Linked DNA regions of Homo sapiens: all the other regions are linked to region 3. A link is a contact called in ENCODE Hi-C or POLR2A ChIA-PET data. All regions are on one chromosome and are shown on one strand. The core of a region is the stretch at or near the end of the contact, and the rest is flanking DNA. Distances in the headings are between cores, read along the strand shown. Region 1 holds the start of INTS14 (integrator complex subunit 14). Region 2 holds the start of SPG21 (SPG21 abhydrolase domain containing, maspardin). Region 3 has its middle 4.1 kb from the start of RNU5B-1.

Evidence for each region. A loop is a pair of places that touch in the nucleus more often than their neighbours do. ChIA-PET counts read pairs that join two places held with the same protein, here RNA polymerase II (POLR2A). Pooled maps may share reads with other maps.
Region 1: a loop to region 3 is called in a map of CD4-positive, alpha-beta T cell, with 2.8 times the contacts of the local background. The contact joins the promoter of INTS14 here to the enhancer-like site in region 3. A Hi-C loop is called at or near these places in 3 of 168 maps with a recorded cell type or tissue (CD4-positive, alpha-beta T cell, HAP-1 and gastrocnemius medialis) and 12 of 50 pooled maps. POLR2A ChIA-PET finds 5 or more read pairs at or near these places in 13 of 52 experiments (A549, A673, CD4-positive, alpha-beta T cell and 9 more).
Region 2: a map of CD8-positive, alpha-beta T cell shows a loop between it and region 3 (5-fold over the local background). The contact joins the promoter of SPG21 here to the enhancer-like site in region 3. A Hi-C loop is called at or near these places in 4 of 168 maps with a recorded cell type or tissue (CD4-positive, alpha-beta T cell, CD8-positive, alpha-beta T cell, OCI-LY7 and 1 more), 8 of 37 single-sample maps with no recorded cell type and 15 of 50 pooled maps. POLR2A ChIA-PET finds 5 or more read pairs at or near these places in 8 of 52 experiments (CD4-positive, alpha-beta memory T cell, K562, WTC11 and 5 more).

The regions. Positions count from the first base shown.
Region 1 is chr15:65,609,712-65,612,411 of GRCh38, forward strand. INTS14 (integrator complex subunit 14) reads right to left here and starts at 1,420. Exons shown (of 12, transcript NM_001394796.1): 1 at 1,387-1,420. It also overlaps a transcript of SLC24A1 not described here. RefSeq lists an enhancer at 1,338-1,497.
Region 2 is chr15:64,988,471-64,991,170 of GRCh38, forward strand. It overlaps SPG21 (SPG21 abhydrolase domain containing, maspardin), which reads right to left and starts at 1,444. Exons shown (of 9, transcript NM_016630.7): 1 at 1,195-1,444. RefSeq lists enhancers at 651-1,152, 1,153-1,652, 1,708-1,777, 1,818-1,877 and silencers at 881-1,175, 978-1,027, 1,148-1,637.
Region 3 is chr15:65,299,264-65,301,963 of GRCh38, forward strand. No RefSeq gene overlaps it. Among named protein-coding and RNA genes, the nearest start is that of RNU5B-1, 4.1 kb to the right of the region's middle. RefSeq lists an enhancer at 1,928-2,443. Within about 2 kb of position 1,313, at least 3 of the 41 ENCODE cell types and tissues checked have a DNase peak (open chromatin) inside an H3K27ac peak, as active enhancers do; they include CD4-positive, alpha-beta T cell and CD8-positive, alpha-beta T cell, where a contact is called at or near this core.

The sequences.
Region 1 (2,700 bases), core at 170-2,669, 310 kb after region 3:
CTCCTGTGGTAGTCCCATTCATGCAGGGAGGCCTTTTTACAAGTTGAGGATCATGAGGAGTACTGCCCTCACCTCTTAGGAGAATGGGAGGAAACAGTTTACACAGACTTAGATCAAATACAAAAAAGCACTTTCAGCCCGTGAAATCTGCTGTTGACAGTGATGACAGCTGGCAGTCTTGCCTTCTCTGAAGACACCTCTGGAGCTGGCTCTTTCTCCCAAGTGATGCATTTGTGTCGACTCCCAAATGCACCTCATTAACAGTTACAAAGTCGTGGGAGATCAATTTAGTACTCAGGTTGGAGTAAAGGAGGGAACTGAAAGTTCCTGAAGGATAGTTCACTCAAGCAGTATAGGCCTGATTAAAAAAAAAAAAGGCCAGGCACGCCTTTAATCCCAGCACTTTGGGAGGCTGAGGCGGGCAGATCACCCGAGGTCAGGAGTTCGAGACCAGTCTGACCAACATGGTGAAACCCCATCTCTACTAAAAATACAAAAATTAGCCAGATGTGGTGGCGTGCGCCTGTGGTTCTAGTACTTGGGAGGCTGAAATAGGAGAATTGCTTGAACCCAGGAGGCAGAGGTTGCAGTGAGCCGAGATCGCGCCACTGCTCTTCAGCCTGGGCGACAGAGCGAGACTCCGTCTTGGGTGGGGGGGAATCCCTGCCCACCACAGTCTACCAATTTTGTGAGCACAACACTATGTATTCCTCACTTGGGTGGATTCTGAGCCCCCAAGTCTCCCACCCCCACCCCCTTCCCACGTGTACTGTTCAAACAACTAGGGCTCTTCTTTCTCAGGAACAGTCTGAGAAATAGGCCCTAGCCACCTATTTGGCCTTGAATACCAAGTGTCCATCAGCTAGACGTTTGTAATTCTTCCCTGAAGGTGATAATTAGCTCATTCATAAAGAACTGATTCTCAGCAGTCTCGCTCTCAAAGCAGGATTCTACCTGAATTTCTAGTGCCTCACCTGCTCTTTGGCTTTCCCGTCAGCCTCCGGGAGTCCCTCCCCAGTTCTCAGATATAATTTCATCTCTAAAAGTCCAGACTGAAAATCACATCTGGGAGATGTATTTTTACCTTAAAAATCAGTCAAGAAAATGTGGGATCTGGAAGTCTCTCTTGGAAAGAGGGGGCAGAGGGGAGCTGAGCAGAGGGCGAAATCGTGCAGTTTACGCGGAGCTGGGGACCCCGAGCCTCAGAGCGAGGGGAGGCCGGGAGCAGCGCCCCGGAACTGGCGCCTCACAGACAGCGCGGGGCGGCCGCCACGGTGGCGGGAAGGCCAAGCGCTGGCCCTGGGTTGTTCTTCACCCATAACCCCTTCACCTGTAACCCCAACAAGCAGCGAAAGGCAGTCCCGGGCCCTCGGCCTCCCCACTCACCCCGTGCCCATCGCCGGACACAGTCCGTCGGCATAAACTTTCCGTCGGCATAAACTTTCCGTCCGCGCGCCACAGCCGGAACTATAAGGCCGCGCGACAGAAGGGAATCCGGCGCCTGCACTCCGCGCTGGGCGGGGCGGTCCTTGGAGAGCTTCAGGGTCGCCCGGGCAGGGTTCTGGCTCATCCCGGAGGGACGCTAGGGGGCGCGGCCTCTCTTCGCGATGGCCAATCCGCGGCCACCCCTCTCCTCCCACAAATCCCCAACTTCTCTCGAGCCTTGGCTGGGTTTCCTGCCGTGTCTCTCTGCATTGCCCTGAATCTCTCCCCATTCTCGGGCTCTTTCCTTCCCCTTCTGCCCCACTGACCCATGGGCCTCACCTGGCCCGGTGACTCTGTGTCCGCTTCACACTTTTGTCCCCTCACTCCCCTGGGCCCCGTCGGTGCACGAGCCCAACCCTTCCTGCTATTTTCCTCGTCACTCTTTAGCCCCCTCTCTCGTATCCTCTGAACCGGTTGACAGAATCCTCTTCCTGTTCTTTTTAAACTGCAATTCCTGAACTACAAATCCTGGCCGGGCGTGGTGGTTCAGGCCTGTAATCCCAGCACTTTGGGAGGCCAAGGTGGGCGGATCGCTTCAGGTCAGGAGTTTGAGACCAGCCTGGGAAACATGGTGAAACCCCGCTCTCTACTAAAATACAAAAATTAGCCGGGCATGGTAACGAGTGCCTGTAATCCCAGCTACTTGGGAGGCTAACGCACGAGAATCTTGGGGGGAAAAACCCCAAAACTGTAATTCCTGGCTGAGGTATGCTTTGTATATCCTTCTTAGCTGACCTGAGCCCAATTTACCTCAAGACTTGGCCTCTTGGTCTCCTCAGCCCAAATGCTCACTTTATTTCCCCTATCCCCTCTTTGAGGGAAGCAGAGGGCCCTCGTTCCTCTCACCCTGGACAAGGCATGCGTGCTCAGATTTCCCTGTAAGGCAACATGGGCTCTTGCCTGCCACTCTGGCCACCTGGTGTCTCCATTGTAGTCTGTGCCTCAGTGAGGTCCTTAAGAGGGCAAGAGGTGACTTTCTTTCTAACCATGTAGGGAGCCAGGGAATCCCAGCTAGAGATAGGCTTAGATGGATGCCAGCAGGCCCCTGGGTAGTTACGGTTCAAAGAACAATGTGGAACCACATAGGTTACAAAGTGAGTACAGAAAGGCCTCTAGAAGGCCTCAGGCATTTGCCTTTTTCTTTTAGCTGATAGGATGGGGCGAGATTAGGAGATGGGACGAGGAAGGAGGATGCTTTGAACTGAACAGACAAAT
Region 2 (2,700 bases), core at 194-2,693, 310 kb before region 3:
GGAGATGCAACTGGCTTTTTAATGCACGTCTCCATCCCTCACCACAGAAGTACACAGCTATCCTTTTCTTAGATCTCTTCAGGGGAGATCTATCCCTCTTTTCTTCATTGCATTATCTCTAAACCTTACAGGAGGAAAAGGTGCCTACCTGACATCTGTGACATCTCTTCTCATGCTCTTGGGAAAAAAGCTTTTGGAATTTGGACACAGCTATTAAGTTACTCCTCAGTGGCCAGCCGCGATGGCTCACGCCTGTAATCTCAGCCCTTTGGGAGGCCGAGGCGGGCGGATCACGAGGTCAGGAGATCGAGGCCATCCTGGCTAACACGGTGAAACCCCGTCTCTACTAAAAATACAAAAAATTAGCCGGGCGTGGTGGCGGGAGCCTGTAGTGCCAGCTACTCGGGAGGCTGAGGCAGGAGAATGGCGTAAACCCAGCAGACAGAGCTTGCAGTGAGCTGGGATGGCGCCACTGCACTCCAGCCTGGGCGACGGAGCGAGACTCCGTCTCAAAAAAAAAAAAAAAAAAAAAGTTACTCCTTAATTTGTTGAATCTTTGTGCCAAAAGGAGCTGAACCAGTGTAGGTGGAGACAAAGGAAGCAGCATAAATGTCTAACTTATAACTCCCCAGGAAAACGAGAAGAGGAAAAATGAGACACTCCGGTCCCGCTCTGTTCCTCATCCCCCGTTTACAAACCTTACACCTGGCCCACACTCAGTAACAACAAAGACATCTATCACTTTCAGGCCGAGGTCCTGTCTCCAAAATTACTGGCCTCTGCTCACAGTTCTTAAAAGTTTGCTGAGAAAAAAAAAAAGAAAGAAAGAAAGAAAGAAATGTTCCTGGGCTGCAGTCGTGTAGCCCCAGGATGGGTTTACAGGAGGATGCCCCGGTTAAGCCCTGTGCCGCCCCCACCTCCCGCTGGAGACTCACACACAGCTCCCCGCCAGTCCCACCGGTGACAGCCACACAAAGGCAGGGTCACAAGCACACCGACCACCCCACAGCCCAGATTCGGCCCCAGACACACACTCACAAGGGCACGTGATCACGTGCGTGGTCACATGGACCGGCCCACTCAGAACACACTCACAAAGTCACACCAACCAAGGCAGCCACGCGCCACACACACACACCTACAACCCCGCATACCGCACACCCAGCCGCTTCCCAGGGCTTCGCCCACCCTCACCTGCCGTGGCCGCCCCCACGTCCCTTCCCCTCCTTCAGGAGGCCGCTCTTCGCTCCAGTACGAGCGCGGGCCGTGGAGGCGGCTGGGCCCGGGTCGGGGCGGGCGGCGGAGCACTCGGGACCCACGGGCACAGCAGGCTGCGCGGTGCGTGCGGGAGGCCGGCCTCTGAGGGGGCGGGGCGCGTGGCCGAGCGAGCTTGGGCCGCCGCGCTCCCCCCGCCCGACCGCCGCTCAGCTGGCGCGAGACTCCCGCTTCCGGGTTCTCAGAGGGCGGGGCCACGTCGCGAGGAAGGGGCGGTGCTGCGTGGCCCCGGCGGTCGCCACGGCGACGGGCGCGGGGGGAGGCTCCGTGGGATGCTTGGCTGCGGCTGGCGTGAGGAGAGGGCTGAGTTACGTCTGGGTCAGCCTTAGTTCTGCCCTACGTACCTAGGAGGAGGAGGAGGTGGAGGAGGCGCCTGGCCCCTTGGGACCTGCTTCTTCTTTCAGTTCGCGTTTTCTCTGTCGTGTACAGCTTTGGAGGGACACCTTTGGGTTCCAGACTTTGATGAACACAACTTTGTATACTCTTTTCTTAGGAACATTTTTTTTCCTTTGGCACAACCGTAGACGCTCTCCGTAGTCCTCCACTCAAAGCCTCCGCTTCCTTTTTGACGTTCTGGGGATTTCTGGGAACATACGCCCACCCATCTTCCTGTTCCTTCATCACTTTTCCCTTAAAATCAGAGAGAATATTAATACATTTGTAATCATTGTTCTTAAGGTGTTGCAGACGTCACGTCTTAAGGTGTTCCAGACTTCACGACTCCTTTTTTATTAGTAAAATATTTCTGAAATTATGATAAGGTGAATAACATGTAAATCTCCTTGTTTTGAATTTTTTTTTTAGGGATCCTGCAACAAGGTCCTGTTGAAAGTGCCTCTCTCTAATATGTTTTAGGGAAAGCTTGTACCCTGTTTTAGGGCCTGTAGACTTTGCCTTTACCTAGGCAACTGTTTATGGGATTAAGGTCAGGGAAGATTCCAACTAAATTGCATCCTACTTAGTTATCACTTCTGTCCCCTGGCCCAGGAGCCTTGGGTTCCACTCTAGAACTTGGACAAATCCCAAAAGCATTTTCCAAAAGCACGGTGACATACTTACCTTTTTCTTTCTTTCTTTTTTTCTCTAAATCATTTCTTTCGGGGTTGCAACTCAGTCGCAGGAATTCATCTTTTATTGTAAGCACCACATAGATGTATAGAGCACGTTTCCGTGGAGTATTTTAAGTTGGGGGCCTTTTCTCCAACATTTGGAATCGTTTAATGGGTGGAATAACTTGCAAACTACTGGTTGTCTCTGAAACTGGTTATGGATATTCATTACATTAGTTGTCTATTTTCCCAGGTGGTCTCGAAGCTTCAATCTAGAGCAAAGGGAATAGAGTGATTCCACCAGTCCATTAGCACATGATTAGCCCATAAATAATAGGTACTAAATGTATATTGATTGTAATCCCAGCACTTTGGG
Region 3 (2,700 bases), core at 63-2,562:
GAAAAAATTATTATTCTCAGTCCATATGATTATCTTCATAGAAGATCCAAAAGGATTTAGAAGTATACTGTTCAATATGGCAACCACTGGCCACATGTGGCTATTGAGCATTTGAAATGTGGCCAGTCTCAATTGAGATGTACTTAAGTATAAAATACACACTGGATTATTATATTTTTGAGACGAAAGTCTCTGCACCCAGGCTGGAGTGCAGTAGCACGATCTTCGCTCACTGCAACCTCTGCCTCCCGGGTTCAAGCGATTCTCCTGCTTCAGCCTCCAGAGTAGCTGGGACTACAGGCACATGCCACTGCGTCCCGCCAATTTTTGTATTTTTAGTAGAGAAAGGGTTTCACCATGTTGGCCAAGCTGGTCTTGAACTCCTGACCTCAGGTGATCCCCCCAACCTCAACCTCCCAAAGCGCTGGTATTACAACAGGCGTGACCCACCGCGCCCAGCCAGTTATTTCCTAAATTAAATTAGCACGAATTGTTGCTGGAAATTGAGGTGCAAGCCACATCATAAATAACGGATCAACGTGAGTCCAAGCTTCGGATTCACAAATTGTAGAAACTCCATGACCCTCTGTGGAGACTCACAGAGCTACAAACAAGTTAACTCTCCTTTCAGTTCTCTCAACAGTGAAAGCTATCCAGGACCCTTCCAGAGTGAAGCACAGTACAGGCCAACAAATAAATGTCTCCTAAAGCCCAGGAAAAGGGAAACACTCTCTCCCAAGGCTCAATACGGGGGGAGGTCAGTACTCAGAGAACCCACCCCTTAACCCCTTGCTAGGTCCTATGAGACGTAGCTATTATCATATGGTGAGAACTTTGCATCTCAATGGGTTTCTAACTTCCCCTTACATTGTGAACTACAGCAAGCATGCAAGACTATCAAAACAGACGTAACGCTGGCTGGCGCAGTGGCACACCTTTAATCCCAATGTGTCCAGAATTGGTGGGTTTTTGGTCTCACTAACTTCAAGAACGAAGCCGCAGACTCTCGTGGTGAATCTCAGGGTTCTTAAAGGCGGCGTATCCAGAGCTTGTTCCTTCTGACCTTCAGATGCATTCGGAGTTTCTTCCTTCTGGTGGGTTCGTGGTCTTGCTGGCTCAGGAATGAAACTACAGACCTTCACGGTGAGCATTACAACTCTTTAAAGCAGCACATCTGGAGTTGTTCCTTCTTCCCAGTTGGTTTCCGGCCTCACTGGCTTCAAGAGCGAAACTACACACTTTCAGGGTGAGTGTTACAGCTCATAGGCCAGACCCACGCACGGAGCAGTAGCAGCAGCAATAGCAAGTTACTGCAAACAGCAAAAGAAAAAAAGCCACCTCGGTATCAAAGAAAACACCCCACCTGCCTGCCGCAGCAGGAGCGGGCAGCCTGCTTTTATGCTCTTATCTGGCCCCACCCACATCCTGCTGATTGGTCCATTTTACAGAGAGCCGATTGGTCTGTTTTACAGAGAGCTGATTGGTCCGTTTTGACAGGGTGCTGATTGGTGTGTTTACAATCCCTGAGCTAGACACAAAAGTTTTCGTCCCCACTATATTAGCTAGATACAGAGTGTCCATTGGTGTATTTACAAACCCTGAGCTAGACACAGAGTGCTGATTGGTGCATTTACAAACCTTGAGCTAGATACAGAGTGCTGATTGGTGTATTTACAATCCCTTAGCTAGACATAAAGATTCTCCAAGTCCCCACCACACTCCGGAACCCAGCTGGCTTCGTCCAGTGGATCCTCCACTGGGGCCGCAGGTGGAGCTGCCTGCCAGTCCTGAGCCGTGTGCCGGCACTCCTCAGCCCTTGGGCGGTCCATGGGACTGGGCGCGGTGGAACAGGGGGCGGCACTTGTCCGTGGAGGCTCCGGCCGCGCAGAAGCCCATGGCGGGTGGGCAGGGTAGGCTCAGGCATTGCAGGCTGCAGGTCCCGAGCCCTGCCCTGCAGGGAGGCAGCTAAGGCCCGGCAAGAAATCCAGCACAGCGCCGGTGGGCCGGCACTGCTGGGGGACCTGGCGCATCCTCCGCAGCTGCTGGCCCAGGTGCTAAGCCCCTTACTGTCTGGGGTCGGCGGAGCCGGCCGGCCGGCCGCTCGGACTGCGGGCCGCCAAGGCCACGCCCACCCGGAACTCTAGCTGGCCCGCAAGCCCCGTGCGCAGCCCCGGTTCCTGCGGTGTCTCTCCCTCCACACCTCCCCGCAGGCTGAGGGAGCCGGCTCCGGCCTCGGCCATCCCAGGAAGGGGCTCCCACAGTGCAGCGGCGGGCTGAAGGGCTCCTCAAGCGCGGCCAGAGTGGGCGCTGAGGCCAAGGAGGCACCGAGAGCGAGCGAGGGCTACGAGGGCTGCCAGCGCGCTGTCACCTCTCACCAACACTTTCAGAGGCAGGGGTGGGAGAATCCCCTGAGCCCACGAATTCGAGACCAGCATGGGCAACATGTCTGTCAACATAGGGAGACCCCCATCTCTACAAAAAATTAAAAAATAAAATTAGCCCAATGTGGTGGCTTGCAGACTATAGTCCCAGATACTCGGGTGACTGAGGCAGGAGGTGCTTAATCCCAGCAGTTTGAGGCTGCAGTGAGCTATGATTGCAGCCCTGCACTCCAGCCTGGGTGACAGAACGTGTATCAAAACAAAAACAAATAGGAATGGCTACAGTAACCTTCCAGCAGTCAAGAAGATGACCTTCAGC